Regions from separate parts of the Homo sapiens genome. Here regions 2 and 3 are each linked to region 1. A link is a loop called in an ENCODE intact Hi-C map of the cell type or tissue named here. Cell type or tissue: endothelial cell of umbilical vein. All regions are shown on one strand.

What was found. Hi-C counts contacts between places; a loop is a spot of excess contacts. Peaks named below come from ENCODE experiments on the same cell type or tissue, not always from the same donor. Only the 100,000 strongest peaks of a DNase experiment are listed, where the experiment ranks them.
Region 2: it touches region 1 in a loop (5-fold over the local background); 4 of 110 quality-filtered maps call a loop at or near these places.
Region 3: a loop joins it to region 1, with 4 times the contacts of the local background. A loop is called at or near these places in 5 of 110 quality-filtered maps.

What each region holds. Positions count from the first base shown.
Region 1 is chr21:33,892,963-33,897,962 of GRCh38, reverse strand. ITSN1 (intersectin 1) reads right to left here. Exons shown (of 40, transcript NM_003024.3): 40 at 1-5,000. Among named protein-coding and RNA genes, the nearest start is that of ATP5PO, 20 kb to the left of the region's middle. RefSeq lists enhancers at 1,908-2,493, 2,494-3,080. In endothelial cell of umbilical vein, a CTCF peak has its summit at 3,008; DNase peaks (open chromatin) are centred at 12 and 3,012; H3K27ac peaks cover 21 bases.
Region 2 is chr21:33,586,404-33,591,403 of GRCh38, reverse strand. It overlaps DONSON (DNA replication fork stabilization factor DONSON), which reads left to right and starts at 2,720. Exons shown (of 10, transcript NM_017613.4): 1 at 2,720-3,083; 2 at 3,802-3,882. The coding sequence starts at 2,763. CRYZL1 (crystallin zeta like 1) reads left to right here. Exons shown (of 13, transcript NM_145858.3): 12 at 197-242; 13 at 1,483-2,063. The coding sequence ends at 1,582. RefSeq lists an enhancer at 2,532-3,031 and a silencer at 2,490-3,179. In endothelial cell of umbilical vein, no CTCF peak of the experiment used is centred here; DNase peaks (open chromatin) are centred at 2,283, 2,563 and 3,233; H3K4me3 peaks cover 1,857 bases; H3K27ac peaks cover 2,201 bases.
Region 3 is chr21:33,759,904-33,764,903 of GRCh38, reverse strand. It overlaps ITSN1 (intersectin 1), which reads right to left. Exons shown (of 40, transcript NM_003024.3): 9 at 2,918-2,981. Among named protein-coding and RNA genes, the nearest start is that of ITSN1, 120 kb to the right of the region's middle. In endothelial cell of umbilical vein, no CTCF peak of the experiment used is centred here; DNase peaks (open chromatin) are centred at 1,843, 3,043, 3,833 and 4,113; H3K4me3 peaks cover 467 bases; H3K27ac peaks cover 4,173 bases.

The DNA of each region.
Region 1 (5,000 bases):
TCACGCCACCATCCATTACACTGAAATTTATCATATTTCCTGCAGGAAAAAAAATGACTCATTTGATTTCTAACATATACAACTTGGAATTTTTTTTTAATATAAGAAATTTAGTTGAGTTGAACCCAAGTAATCTCATTAAGCATTTTCTACTCTTGGAATAGGTTTTAAATTTTTTTCTATAGTTTTATGCACTTAAATTAGATTCCTAAAATACTCTCATATACATACAGAAAAATAATCTCTCAATGACAAATCACATTTTACAATAACAAGTTAAATATTTTTGACTACAGAATCTGTGTTAGTTTATGCAACATTTAACAGCATGGCCTCTTACATACCATATATACATTTAGTCATGGCCATTCCATAAACATACAGCAGAGATTTCATGAGGAACATGAAATGAATACAACCTTTTCCCTTTATATAGTGGGAGTTCGCCTTTTTCTTAGCTGGAAACAGCACAGAATGTAGAAAACCGGAAACTGAGCTGATTATCATCCACAGGACATTTTTGTTGCAGTTTCTCATCTGTACACATGTATTTACACATAAGTTCACCACCTATACGTGTGAGGGTACAAAGCTGATGGAGCTAAGGCAATACAACACGGGGTGGGCAGGGGCCAACTCCCCTATCTATGCAGGGCCACCAAGGGATAAGAAGGGTCATGGAGGGCACAGACTCCGGCTTGCGGGGCTACAGCAGATGAGATCTGAGGTTGATTTCACAGTTCAAAGATACTTGGGCTATTGGCCATGTAGGCTTTAAATGCATGTCTAAAATTAAGTAGCATTAACATAGATCTTGCTAAAATATCTACTTTCTGTCACAGTGAATGTTTAGCAGATGACATTTTAAGGATATTGATTTATAGAATGTACCTCAAATGTTCATTCATTAAAACTAATGCTGACACGCTATTAATGAAATGCCCCTGGAGAACACTTGCAGAACTTCCCGTAGTCCGGAAGATTGCATGACGCATGAAAACAAAGCCATAATTTGTTATGTCATTCAAGGTGACTCAATCAAATCCAGGTGAGATGAGTTTGCAATTTCTGTCAACATTTTTACTTAGCAAATATAATCCCAGACAGAATCAGGAAACATAGTGAGGATTATTGCTCAATGTATATGGAGATGGGGACCTACTTGCAAAAAGCAAATGGAACTGCAAACATTTTGGAGCGTCCAGCCCAGGAAAAGTAAAAGCTCGTGAAAGAAAGCAACAACAGGAAGCCCAGCTTCATGGTCAGCTGCCTCCCGGGGCCATGGTCTTCTAGAACTTGAGGCTACTTACACAGAGGGATCTTTTCTCTCCTACCATCCCCATACATGGGATCCTAAGGGGAGAGTCTAGCTGGGAGGTCGCAGCCTCTCCGAAGCAGGTTCCTCCCAGACACCCGCAGACCAGATCGTGTGGCCCAGCTGGGCAGGGAGGCACTGGCTCCGCAGACTCCCCTTCTCTCCAGGGGGTGAAGGCTGGAGGAGCAAGTGTCCAGCCACTGGGGAAGGGACACTGAGCACTTCTATGACCCTGCTTCTCTTTGAAGGCAGAAGGTTGGAAAAGGCTTGCTGTCCTCCCAGGAAAGGGGAGAAAAGCTCCCAGTGGATGCCCAAGGCCCAGAGGAAGGGTTTTATTTCCAAGCAGTGAGCTCAATGGTAAAGGCTCACAGCTGCTTGACGCCCTGTGGCCCATCCTGAACTGGGAGCCCAGAGCTCCTGCCACCACCGGCAACCCCCTCTCCAGCCTTGGGGTACAGCTGTGAACTAGGGGCTCGGTTCCACACCCACTAGCTAGTCCAGGCCATTTGTGCTTTTAGGAAATAAATGCAGACGTTTAGAAAAGTGTATCCGCGCAGCTTGCCACAGCCTGCCGGGAGACCTTTCAAAGTAAGAAGACCTAAGACAGAGCCCATCAGCTTCGGGAACCAGCAGAGAACAGTGTGGTCAGGGCCGGCCTCCTGGGTGTGCTGCCTGGCAGCCACAAGGGGCTATGCACTCAGAAGGGACCTGAGCTTGGCTTAATGCTCTCCTCTCACTGTCTAGAAATGCTTCATCACCTGAACAAGGGGCCTCGCATTTTCATTTTGCACTCTGTCCGCAAACCACGCGACTAGTCCTGACCAGGATGACAGGACTGTGGAGCAACGTATTTCCTGTTTCCCTCTCCAAGGCACAGAGCCATGCATCCCCCTAGGTGTGGGTAGGTACACACGCATGCGCACACATGCACGCACACGCACGCGCACACACATACACATATGCACGCACACACAAACATGCACATGCATACACGCACATACACACGCACACACACGCACACACACAAATACGCACACACGCACAAACACATGCACTCACAAACATGCACACACGCACACATACACGCACACACATGCGTGCACACACACGTAGACACACACACATGCACACACAAACACGCGCACGCACACACATGCATGCACGCAAACCCATGCACACACACGCACACGTGCACGCACAAACACATACATGCACACGCACGCACAAACACGCATGCACACACCACGCACTGAGCTGCTGCGTCCCACCAACAAAAATTCCCTTCCACCTAAAATTCCAGAAGTCAAAGTCTACAAGTAGAGACTGTAATCCAATCCCAATAGAGCACACCGTAACTCCTAGAACGCTTGCTGGGGAGCAGGGCCTCCTCCAGGTCACCTGCCCTGCAGTCCACCCAGCCGACAGACACTAAAGCTGATGCAGAAAGGGTGGGAAGCCTGAGGACCTCCGTGCAGCCCCAGCCTCAGCGGCAGGGAAGAGCAAGGTCTCACTGGAGACCCCTGGCGCGCTAGGCTTGAACCCTAGGCTCGCCGCGAGCTTCCTTCCCACCCAGCCTTCGGTCTCTGCCAGGCCCACATTCCTAGCTCTGAGTCCGTTTTCCTGTCTTCCCCTACACCCCACATCACCAATAACTCCTTCTGCGATCTACACAAGAGCAATGCCTAGCAGCTGCGGTAGGTGGAGCCGGCACCTTGAAATCTGCCAGTGAAAACAGCGAGTTTCCTCCTCCTACAGGGAGACCCTCCACCCCCGCCGGTGACAGTGCACAGAATGGCAGCGGCTGCTGCTCACCCAACGCTGCAAAGCCACTACACCCTTTCTTTGGTTCCTGTCTGCCTGAGGCCCCCATTCTGTTTAGATACAGGAACGGCAGGAAATAAGAGATTTGAGTTAAAAAAGAGAAATGCAAAAGCGAAGAGAAGCAGAGTCGCACAGGAATGTTATTCTTTCAAAAGATAAAAGTATAAAACCAGAACTTCTGGAAGAAGAAAATACGCATTCTTACCACTGCCTAAAAAGAAACCTTAGTTTCTGGTTAATCCTCAGGAAATATCAGAGAAATGCTGATTTTTTTTTTTTCAAGGCTGACCAAAAAGTCCACTTCTGAACACAGCTTTATCTGGTGGGCTTTGAATACTAAAATATTCATACTAGGCAGATGATAGTAACAATATAGGCTGGTATAGAAAATCGAACAGAATCCTATTAAAACACAACTCACAAAACACCCCTGACATCCAATAAGGGGAAACTGACCCTGAAATTTGACAAGCACACATAGTGTCAGAAAAATTATGATGTGGGTGTAATATGGCTCCCCCAGGGCCAGGGTAAAGAGGGTTCCTTTGAATGGAGGAACTGATTGAGGCTGCATGGAACTAAAGAAGTTATTGGGAGGTGGATATGAACTCTTTTATAAGCGTTGGGTCTTATTTTAATGACTTAAAGTTAGTTTGCCATCAAAAGCAATGGCAAAAACCGCAATCACTTTTGCACCAACCTAATCCAATTAGGCTTGCTTGAATGCCACCAAGGCAGGCCCGTCCAGCTGCCGCCCAGCTTCTAGGAGGGTGGCCTGGACCAGGATGGGGACTCCCTAAATGAACAGTGCATTAACTACTAAGATGTTTCTGAGAGATCACAACCCAGAGATGGACTGTCTAGTGTGTCTTGGTGTCTGGGTTTTAATGCTCCCAAGACAGACAGCTGTTAGATGTCTTCTGTCTTTCATGTGGACTAAGTTTCCATGCCTATCAGGAATAGATTTTTTTTTTTCTGGCTCCTACAGATATAAGGTTATGTATCTTACTTGATCCTGATGAAATGCAGACATATCCTGGATCTGATACAGTGCAGGCTGAGGAAACAGGAATTCTAGAACTTTCCTTTCCTCTAGCTCAAATAAACTGTGTTCCAAGTACAAAGAAGCAGGATCCAGAGGAAGCTGTGGGGCGCCATTAAGTTGACCAGCCAATTACTTCCTCCGTGTCAGGTCTAACCAGAAGAGGTCTGCATTAGCTCTTTTTTTGTTTGTTTTGAGAAGGACTCTCGCTCTGTTACCCAGGCTGGAGTGCAGTGGCGTGATCTCGGCTCACTGCAACCTCCGCCTCCCAGGTTCGAGTGATTCTCCTGCCTCAGCCTCCTGAGTAGCTGGGATTACAGGTGCCTGCCACCACCCCTGGCTAATTTTTGTATTTTTAGTAGAGACAAGGTTTCGCCACGTTGGCCAGGCTGTTCTCGAACTCCTGACCTCAGGTGATCCACCTGCCTCAGCCCCTCAAAGTGTTGGGATTACAGGTGTGAGCCACCGCACCTGGCCGGTTTGCATTATTTCTCTGAAGAACCCCACACAAAGCAACATTAATTGATCGGAACCATTCAAAATAGAATAAAAATATCCAAGGGCTCGAGGGAAACATTCACTCTAGAAGGCGGGCCCTGGGCTACTGCACATGAAGTACAAGCCACTGCGACAAGGAGAGCAGGGACTGAGCCACGTCTTCATCAGAAACCGGGCTGGCAGGCACATGGCAGTGGCAGGGGATGCAAACGGGCCTAAGACTGCTTCTCCTGGAATGGGCTGACCTGTGGGTCCCCCAGGAGGAAGCTGCAGGGAATGCATCCCTTGGCCCCCAGGATAGCTCTCATCAGGCTCCTCTAAAGC
Region 2 (5,000 bases), 310 kb after region 1:
CCACCAACTCTCAAATCATTTCCCTGTTGTAGAGCTAAACTTGACGTCCTACAGAATTTCTCTAACTTAACATGTTGAGTCTCTGAGAGTGCAAAACTTGAAACAAGAGAAAGTGGCCTGCCTGGCATCCTCTGCTTATTGAATGGTTTTATTTAATTCTCCTTTACATTGCCACCTTAACAATCCTTCCAGCTACGTATCTTAAAGGATGTGATGGAGAAGTTATCAACTGGTGTTTTCAGGTACGCTAAAGTAACCAAATCATTGTTCTTGTTTGTTTTTCTATTTTCAGGGAGCTAAGGCAGGCAGTCCCACTTTTGTTTTAGCTCTCGCCATGTACCTGTTGCCTCCATATTTTATTATTAGGTTGGTGCAAACATAATTGTGGTTTTTGCCATTGAAAGTAATGGCAAAAACTGCATTTACTTTTGCACTGATCTTATATTTCGTTTAAATAGCTGCTCTTTAATATTTATCAAAGTGTATCTGGTGGTACACCAGTAGGTACTCGCAGAGATAGAAGTGGCTTGTGAGTTTTCCTCACTCCATTATGTAGTGTACCTCACCCTTTGCTTTTCCTCATCACCCCTCCCAAAGCAACTTGAAGTAACCAATAGCTTGAAGGAGAGAAAACCATGGTATATTTGTTTAAAGTTGAATATGTTTATCAGTTATAAAAGAGGGAGTAGGCCAGGCGTGGTGGCTCACGCCTGTAATCCCAGCACTTTGGGAGGCTGAAGTGGGTGAATCACCTGAGATCAGGAGTTCGAGACCAGCCTGGCCAACATGGCAAAACACTGTCTCTACTAAAAAATAGAAAAATTCGCTGAGCGTGGTGGCGAACGCCCATAATCCCAGCTACTGGGAGGCTGGGGCAGGAGAATTGCTTGAACCTGGGAGGTGAAGGTTGCAGTGAGCCGAGATCACACCATTGCACTCCAGCCTGGGCAACAAGAGAAACTCCGTCTCAGAAAAAAAGAGGGAGTAAATAAAGTAGATAATTTTTTTCCTTCAAAACTTAACCACTTTTAACATTGGAAACACTAATGGACGAATTTGTTTGAATTACTTAAAGTAATAGATTTGAGGCCGGGTGCAGTGGCTCATGCCTGTAATCCCAGCACTTTGGGAGGCTAAGGTGGGTGGATCACTTGAGGCTAGGAGTTCAAGACCAGCCTGGCCAACATGGTGAAACCCATCTCTACTAAAAATACAAAAATTAGCCAGGCTTGATGGTGCATGCCTGTAATCCCAGCTACTCAGGAGGCTGAAGTATGAGAATTGCTTGAACCCGGGAGCCGGAGGTTGCAGTGAGCTGAGATCGTGCCACTGCACTCCAGCCTGGATGAGAGAGCCAGACTCTGTCTCAAAAAATTAATTAATACACTAATAGATTTGAGCACTAGCATTTGTCATATACCACCCTGTTTGTTCTACTTATCTTTAACTAGACCTGACATTTCTAATTTCATTCCTTCTCAGACCTCAGTTGGATGAACCCATTCCACTGTATGAGGCAAAAGTTTCCATGGAAGCTGTTCAGAAAAATCAAGGAAGAAAAAAGCAAGTTGTTCAATTTTAATTTTCTTCTTTCTCAGACCTCAGTCGGATGAACATATTCCAGTATTTGAAGCCAGAATTTTCTTTGGAAATTGTTGAGAAAAACCAAGGAAGATAAAACAAGTTGCATTTTTAAGCACGTTTCTCTGCTAAGACAAGATGCTCAGTTGACACATTTGAAAAGTGTTTGAAAAATTCTTGTGCAAATGATCAAGATAATTCTATAATTAACATCTTAAGGGAATTTTTCTAAAAACCTTTTCATTGTTTCTATATATTTTGCCCCTGCTATAAAATTCCTTCCATGAAGAAAACTGCTGCTTTCAGCAAAAGTCACACTACTCTTGATAAAAGCTGTTGCAGGCCTTTGCTAAGCTATCAAAGTAACGTATTAATTTTGTATCAACTCCGTTCTCAACACCTTCCTTAAGTCTTTGCTGTCATAATTTAAGCATTTGAGTATATTTTGAAGTCTTAAAAGACTTAGCCCATAGGCACTTAAATTTTGTGTTTTCAACTATTCATTCACTCCGGCTTTCCCCAGGATCAAAGAAGATCCCATTAACTTGCCAGTGGCAGCTGCCTGGAAGTCTGAGATGACCAGGCACTGGGAACGGGGAAGGGAGGGATGTCGGTAGGCTGCGCTGGCATAGGAAGCGTGCTGACGTCTTATCTGAGTTCTCTGGGGGTTGAGGAAGGTGGCCTAGTCCCCTCTCCTCGCCTCTTGAGAGCAGTAGCCACTGCCCTCTCTTAAGTTTATGGAAGCAGCAGCCCATCGCCGCAGCTCAAGTTTGTTTCCTTTTCATCCAGGCGCCAAACCCCGGGCTGATCACATCCCTGCTGCGGGCTTAAATAGAGTTAAGCTATTTCGGTGCCCCACAGGGTAGTGCACATCAGCGCCCTGGATCGCATACTTTCCAGAAGCGTCGCTGAACCTGGCGACTGGACTCTGGCCGAGGACCTGGCAGAAGCGCCAGGGCAGGGTCACCGCTGGGACAGTGGGCGTTGACGGCCACCCGGGATCGCCGCTGCGGGCTGCGTCTCGCGGGCTGCCCACTGCGCATGCTCCGCTCGGAACCGGCGGGGGCGGAGGCGGGGCCGCGTCGGGGGCGGGAGCTCGGCGAGGCGCCACGTCAGGGGCGGGCCCGGCGCGCGCGGGAAGTCTCTGTAGGGCGGCCGGCTACCCTCAGCCGCCGCGCGTCATGGCCCTTTCGGTGCCCGGCTACTCACCGGGCTTCCGAAAGCCGCCCGAGGTAGTGCGGCTCCGACGGAAAAGGGCCCGGAGCCGTGGAGCTGCCGCCTCCCCGCCCCGTGAGCTGACGGAGCCGGCGGCCCGCCGAGCCGCCCTGGTGGCGGGGCTGCCTCTTCGCCCTTTCCCTGCTGCGGGGGGCAGAGGCGGTGGCAGCGGCGGCGGCCCGGCCGCTGCTCGGAGGAACCCCTTCGCCCGCCTGGACAACCGACCGCGGGTCGCCGCGGAGCCCCCCGACGGGCCGGCCCGCGAGCAGCCGGAGGCCCCGGTCCCGGTGAGTGTCTTGTAGCCTGGCCGCCAAGGGGCTCTTGTCTTTCGTGGGTTGAGCCAGCTGTGAATGGGGGATGGAAAGTCCTCGCGTTCGAGGCAAGGAAATGGGCGCGAAGACTTCGGCCGCCCGTGGCCTTAGGGTACCCCGCCCTGGGAGCCGCGATTCTGGCAAGGCCGGGTTTGTGGGAAGAGCGCTCCCCTGGCTACCCCGCTGCGGGCTGTGCTCACGGGACGCGTTCCCGAGGAAAGTGAGGGGGCCCCAGAGGGCAGCGAGGAGCCCCTTGGAGAGGACTTAGAGGTGACTTGGAAAAGAGCTCGAAAAACCCTGAGAGCCCCCATCTTGCAAGGACGCTGTTCGATGGGGCAGGTGACAAGCCCTGCTTCCCCCGTGATTTAGGGCCTCCCTTCTCTCACGCACTCCAAATTATTCTGGAGATGGGGGAATGTCGAGGATTCGTGGGGTCAGAATTCACTAGCATCTGTCTTACCCAAAGCCTTTTGGATCTTTCGGTTTGAAACGCCGGTCCCTGTTCCCCTCAATTTTGATACTAAAGTTCAGACACAAAACTGAAGTGTTGAAACTCATAGATTGGATGGGGTGCCTCTGAATTTAGGTGTACTTGCGTTTATTGAGAAACATGTATGCCAGGTGAGGCTCTGTACATATTTAACGCAAACTTCAGCATCCTTTAAATTTTAAAGGAGAATATATTTAACCTCAGTTTTTAGATTCTAATCAAGAAAATGATTTGCTATGGGAAGAGAAGTTTCCTGAAAGAACAACTGTTACTGAATTACCTCAGGTAATACTTTTTAAATATCATTAGAATGTGTATTTGTATAAACTTTTTTTTCATAGGATTTGAGCCTATTTTTAAAAATACATTTATACTTCTCAGAAGCATTTTGCTTGGAAAGTAGTTTTACAGAGAGGCTTGATCATCTCAACCAGGGATGAAAATACCGCATCAGCCAAGGTAAAGGAGTTGGTTTGATACAGTAATGATGACTGTAAAGATAGCCAGCGCTAAAATAGGCCTGATAGACGTGGGGGTTTTCTTTTACTCTCTAACAGTTTTTACCACTCTTCTTTGGGCAGTTGACTTCTCCAGTTCATCACTCAGAGCCAGCCCTCCTGGCCCACCTCCACAGGTTGTGGCATAGCACTGAACCTCGTTGCTCCTCTCCCCTAACACACACACGTTTCCATTCCCCAACTACTACCATTGTGCTGTGTAGTTTGATAAATGCGGTTTGTCCTAATGGGAACAGGCTAGAAGAGTTCTCCAAGACCCAGTTTCTCTTGTAAATAAGTGACCTTCTTATGGTCTATCCAAGATAGTTCCCCCTTCTCTGATATTTTATTGTGATATAAAAGAATGCTTGGCCGGGCACAGTGGCTCATGTCTGTAATCCCAACACTTTGAGAGGCTGAAGCAGGCGGATCACACCTGAGGTCAGGAGTTCGCGAACAGCCTGGCCAATATGACGAAACCCCCGTCTCGACTAAAAATACAAAAAAATTAGCCAGGCGTGGTGGGGCACGCCTGTAGTCCCAGGTACTCGGGAGGACGAGGCACGAGAATCGCTTGATCCTAGGCGGCAGAGGTTGGTACTGAGCCGAGATCACACCACTTCACTCAGCCTAGGCGACAGAGGGAGACTCCGTCTCAATTTAAAAAAAAAAAAATTCTTGTATTGTGGAGAACGTCGACCTGAAGCAGACAGGTTGAGGGGAAATATTTGAAGTCAGGAAATGTTTCTTAAATATGGGCTTTGTTAGCCCTGGATGCAGAGTTTCAGAAGCTTAAAAGATCCAAAATGTTTTAACACTTGGAATATTTCTACTTCAATACAAACATCTATACTACCATAAAGAACTGTAAAAACTAAAAAGTGAAATCTGCCCCTCCACCACCCC
Region 3 (5,000 bases), 130 kb after region 1:
CTCCATCATTCTTCATAATGAACTTGCCCAAGTAGCTAATTACAGCAAACATTCTCCTGGCAAGTCCAAGAATGTGATTTTACTAAACAATTTCTGGACCATCAAAAGAAGATACATGACAACACATCCATTCACTAGAATGTCAACAGGACAAATGCAATGGGAAACTGGTTTTGCCAATGCCAAAAATTAAGAAACCTTCTTAATTCTGAAATTTCCTTAGGTGCTATAAACTTTTTTTGTTATAATTTCCATAAAGTAGAATGCACACCTTCTAGAGTATAGGTCTGAGAGTTTTGACAAACATGAACCACAACATACAGAATAGTGTCAGCTCTACCTAAAATTCCACATCTGATTGTAGCAACTCCCTCCTTTGCCCCCATCCCCTGGCAACTGCTGATCTTTTTTCTGTTCCTCTAGTTTTGCAAGATACCCATATGCAAGATACCCAGTTTTAAAAAGAAATGCAAATGAAATAAAATGAAACCCCTGCCCGCTCTTCCTTATTCTGTTCCTTTTTGTGTCTCACAATTAGCCAGTCCTAGGTAAACCAGTTAGAAGGTGGCTGAAATTCTTGTTTTTTCACCACACTTACCTAAATTATGATTATAAGCATTTAATTAAAATATCTTTTTTAGTGTGTAGCACCAGAATATAACATTCTAACAGAAGAAGCCTCAAGCGTTTTTCTCAAATAGGATAAGTTATAAATGAGAAATTTAAAATAAATATTTCAATATAATCTGGTATCATGAGAACAACCTAATAAATTGTCAACCAACCTCCATTAATGTTAGATCTTAAGTTTATATTTCAGGGGGCCCTAGGATACTGTTCAATACCCTGATTTAAAGAGTTCTGGGTGTGTCAAAGATATAAGATGTTTATTAACTGGTCTGGTCTACTGCCAAAGGCAAGCTCTTTCATACAAAACAGAAGGGAAGAGAAGGGCAAAGGAAGCTGCATTAGAGCTTGATCATTTGTGAAACAACCCTATCAATGTGGCCTGCAAGAAAATCACGAACTTTGCAGTGAGTCTTGTAGACAAAGTTTATTTTCCAGGGACAATCACCAACATACAGCTATAACATGCACACTTCTTAAGAAACCATTCTAGTTAACATTTAAATTTAAGGAAGCCTGTAGGACCCAGGCAATGCTCATCGATAGCTATTCAAAATCATTACACAATAGAGACATTATGTGCCTTTTGAGGAGAGTACACAGAGACCTCTCTGGCACAGTCTTATCAAAAACAAAACAACAAAACAAAAAAAAAAATCAAATCTGATCCGCAATTCTCAACCAGGGAAGATTTTGTACCCCAAGGCACATCTATCAAAGTCTGGAGACATTTCTGATTGTCATGCTGGGTGTGGAGCTCATGCTACTGGCATCTAGCATCCAGTGAGTAGTGGCCACAGATGCTACTGAACATCCTACAGTATACAGGACATCCCCCAACAACAAAGATTTATCGGGCCCAAAATGTCAATAGTGCTGGGGTTGGGAAACTTTGCTCTAGATCTAATTATCAATTTACAGGAAATACAGAAACAAATTAGACAATCCCACAGTGACGCACTCTTCAAAAGTTAAGCCATTAAGAAACTACAGGACAAATGATCTGGTTTGTTTTTAACGGAGTTTTTTTTTTTTTTTTTTTTTTTTGGTTGGGGGGCGGCCTGGGGGACTTGGGAAAAGAAGCAGAGAACAAGACAAGGGGAAATTTATAGATTAAAGGAGACATAAAAGATGGAAAACTCAAGTATTGCAAAATACAGGCTTATTTCAGTCCTGAGCTGAACAAATGAACTATAAAAACATTCTGAGGCACTCTAAGGAATGTGAACATTCCCTGATTAATTTAATGATAAGGATGACTACTGAAAAACTTAGGTGAGCTATTGCTGTTATGACTGTGCTAAGAAGAAAGTCGGTCAGGCGCAGTGCTCACCCCCGGAATCTCAGCATTTTGGGAGGCTGAGGTGGGCAGGTCACCTGAGGTCAGGAGCTCGAGACCAGCCTGGCCAACATGGCAACACCCTGTCTCTACTAAAAAAACAAAAATTAGCCAAGCGTGGGGGTTCATGCCTGCAGTCCCAGCTACTAAGGAGGCTGAGGCAGGAGAATAGGCTGAACCTGGGAAGTGGAGGTTGCAGTGAGCCAAGATGGCACCACTGCCATCTGGATGAAAGAGTGAGACTCCATCTCAAAAGTAATAATAATAATAATGAATGAAAAAAAGGAAAATCCCTCTCTTTTGAAGATAAAAGCTAAAATATTTGCAGTAGAAATTATATAATAACTAAGATTTGGCTTAAAATAATCAAAGAGGCTGGGCATGGTGGCTCACGCCTGTAATTCCAGCACTTTGGGAGGCTGAGGCGGGTGGATCATCTGAGGTTGGGAGTTCAAGACCAGCCTGACCAACATGGAGAAACCCTGTCCTACTAAAAATTCAAAATTAGCCGGGCATGGTGGTGCATGCCTATAATCCCAGCTACTCAGGAGGCTGAGGCAGGAGAATCGCTTGAACCCGGGAGGTGGAGGTTGCGGTGAGCCGAGATCGTACCACTGCACTCCAGCCTGGGCAACTAGAGTAAAACTCCATCTCAAAAAAAAAAAAAGAAAAAGAAATCAAAGACAGGGAGAGCCAAGACTGGTCACGAGTTGAGAATTGTTAAGTTGTATTATCACTCCTTCAGAATTTATTGTATTAATCTGCTTTTGTATTTTTCAAAATTGAGAGGGGAAATAGTATTATAAAAGAGGCAATCATTACAACTCACTGAAATTAAGCAAATTCTACATATTCCCCCATAAAAAACGGTATTAATCTAAAACCCATGAGGCCACACCAATCTAACCAAGTTTCCACTTTATCCAAACCAAAGAACTTTTCATTCCTTACCATATTGAAGCCAGCTGAGCCTGTGGTAAACTTGACTGCATAAGAATAGTTCTTGCTTGGGGACCTAAACAGGAACCAGGAAAAGGACATACAGATGAGTCAGCAAATACTCACTGTACAGGAGGACCAGGGTTCTGCGTATGTGGACTACTCCATGACCTCATGCAATCACAATGCTTTAAATAACATTTGCTACTACCGCAGGGGCTTTGTAAAAAGGAAATTAAGCCCCAATGAAAAAGAGGAGAAACACAGAGCACAGCATCTGACACATAATAAATTTTTGTTAAATGGATGTTTGATAAAGAATGACCATGTGAAAGATTTAGAGTTTCAAAATATAACCTGACCTTTTGTCCACATTACCATCTTTATTTGTATTGGGCTTTATTTACAAACTTGAAAGTTATTCTCTTTAAGTTTAACATCTTTTGCCGCTGCTACCACCTGCTGTCTCCACCCTGCTCAACCTCAGGCAAATTCAGGGAAGATTCGGAGAATCTTAGAGGAGGAAGGGACCTCGGAGAGATCTCCGGGAAACTGTTTCACTAAACAGACTTAAAAAGAAAAAAAAAAAAAGTTGCAGGAAGCGCTAATAGCCAGGATTAAAACACATTTCCAGCCTGGTGTGGTCACTCGTGCCTGTAATCCCAGCATTCTGGGAGGCTGAGGCAGGCAGATGGCTCGAGCTCAGGAGTTCAAGACCAGATGGCAAAACCCCATCTCCACCAAAAGTGCAAAAAATTAGCTGGGAATGGTGGCATGAGCCTGTGGTCACAGTTACTCGGGATGCTGAAGTAGGAGGATCGCTTGAGCCCCAGAGGCGGAGGCTGCAGTGAGCCAAGATTATGCCACTGCACTCCATCCTGGGCAACAGAGTGAGACACTGTCTCAATTAAAAAAACAAAACAAAACACATTTCCTATGTTAGCCAAGAAAAAAAAAAAAAAGAAGAATTCCTGGAATTTCTACTCTTCTCTCAAAATAAGCTCTCATTTCTTAAAATAATCATAAACATCTTCACTTCTGGTATGAAAGTGGCCTTAGACATCAGACAAACGCACAGTAGGAGACTCAGTTTAAATAAACTACAGTCAGAGAGGGAGAAATAAATACGTCTTCCTTTCCAGCACTGCCTCTCAAGATGTGGTCCCAGGAAGACTGCTGGACAGAGGAATGGAAGGCTGTGGCAATTTTGTTGGGAAGATTCTGGTGTATATGTTTTTGCTTTTTGCTATTTCTTTATTCAAACGTCACCTCATCAAAAACCACAAAACTGGATGTGTTTTTGCATGGCCAGCAGTAGAGGTCAGGGAACCAAGGAGCTGTAGGCTCTAGTCCTGGCTTAGTCTAGACTTTGCTGAGTGACTGGGCCAGGTAGTCTGGATCCTAGTTTGCTCATTTCAGATAAACCAGTCTATGATCCATTGGGGCAATGAGCTTAGCATCACATTAGCACATGAGAGGTGCTCTAATGGCAGGTAACATTACTGACAATAGTTCAACTTTTATTTACATATAAAATCCTGACAGAAAAGCACACATACGGATACATGTGGATATATACATGTGCACATGTACACAGCTGAATTAATTTTCCAAAGTGAAAATACTCAAACACTATGGAGGTCATGAAAGAGAGTATAATCGCACCCCAGATGCCCCTATTTGCCTCTCTTTTAGACTCAGCTACCACCAAGGTAGCCTAACTTCTAACCAAATAGCCTGTCCGCTGTTCCACCTGGCTTATTTTGCTCAATATATTGTCGTGTAGAGTTGTAGAACATTAATCCTCACTGCTATGGAGTGTATCATTGTGTCATTACATCCTAATTCATTGTCCATTCTACTGTTTTCTTTTCTTTTCTTTTTTTTTTTTGAGATGGAGTCTCGGTCTCGCTCTGTCACCCAGGCTGGAGTGCAGTGGCGCCATCTTGGCTCCCTGCAACCTCCTCCACCCGGGTTCAATGATTCTTCTGCCTCAGCCTCCTGAATAGCTGGGACTACAGGCATGCGCCACCACACCTGGCTAATTTTTCTATTTTTTTTAGTAGAGACAGGGTTTCCCCATGTTGGCCAAGCT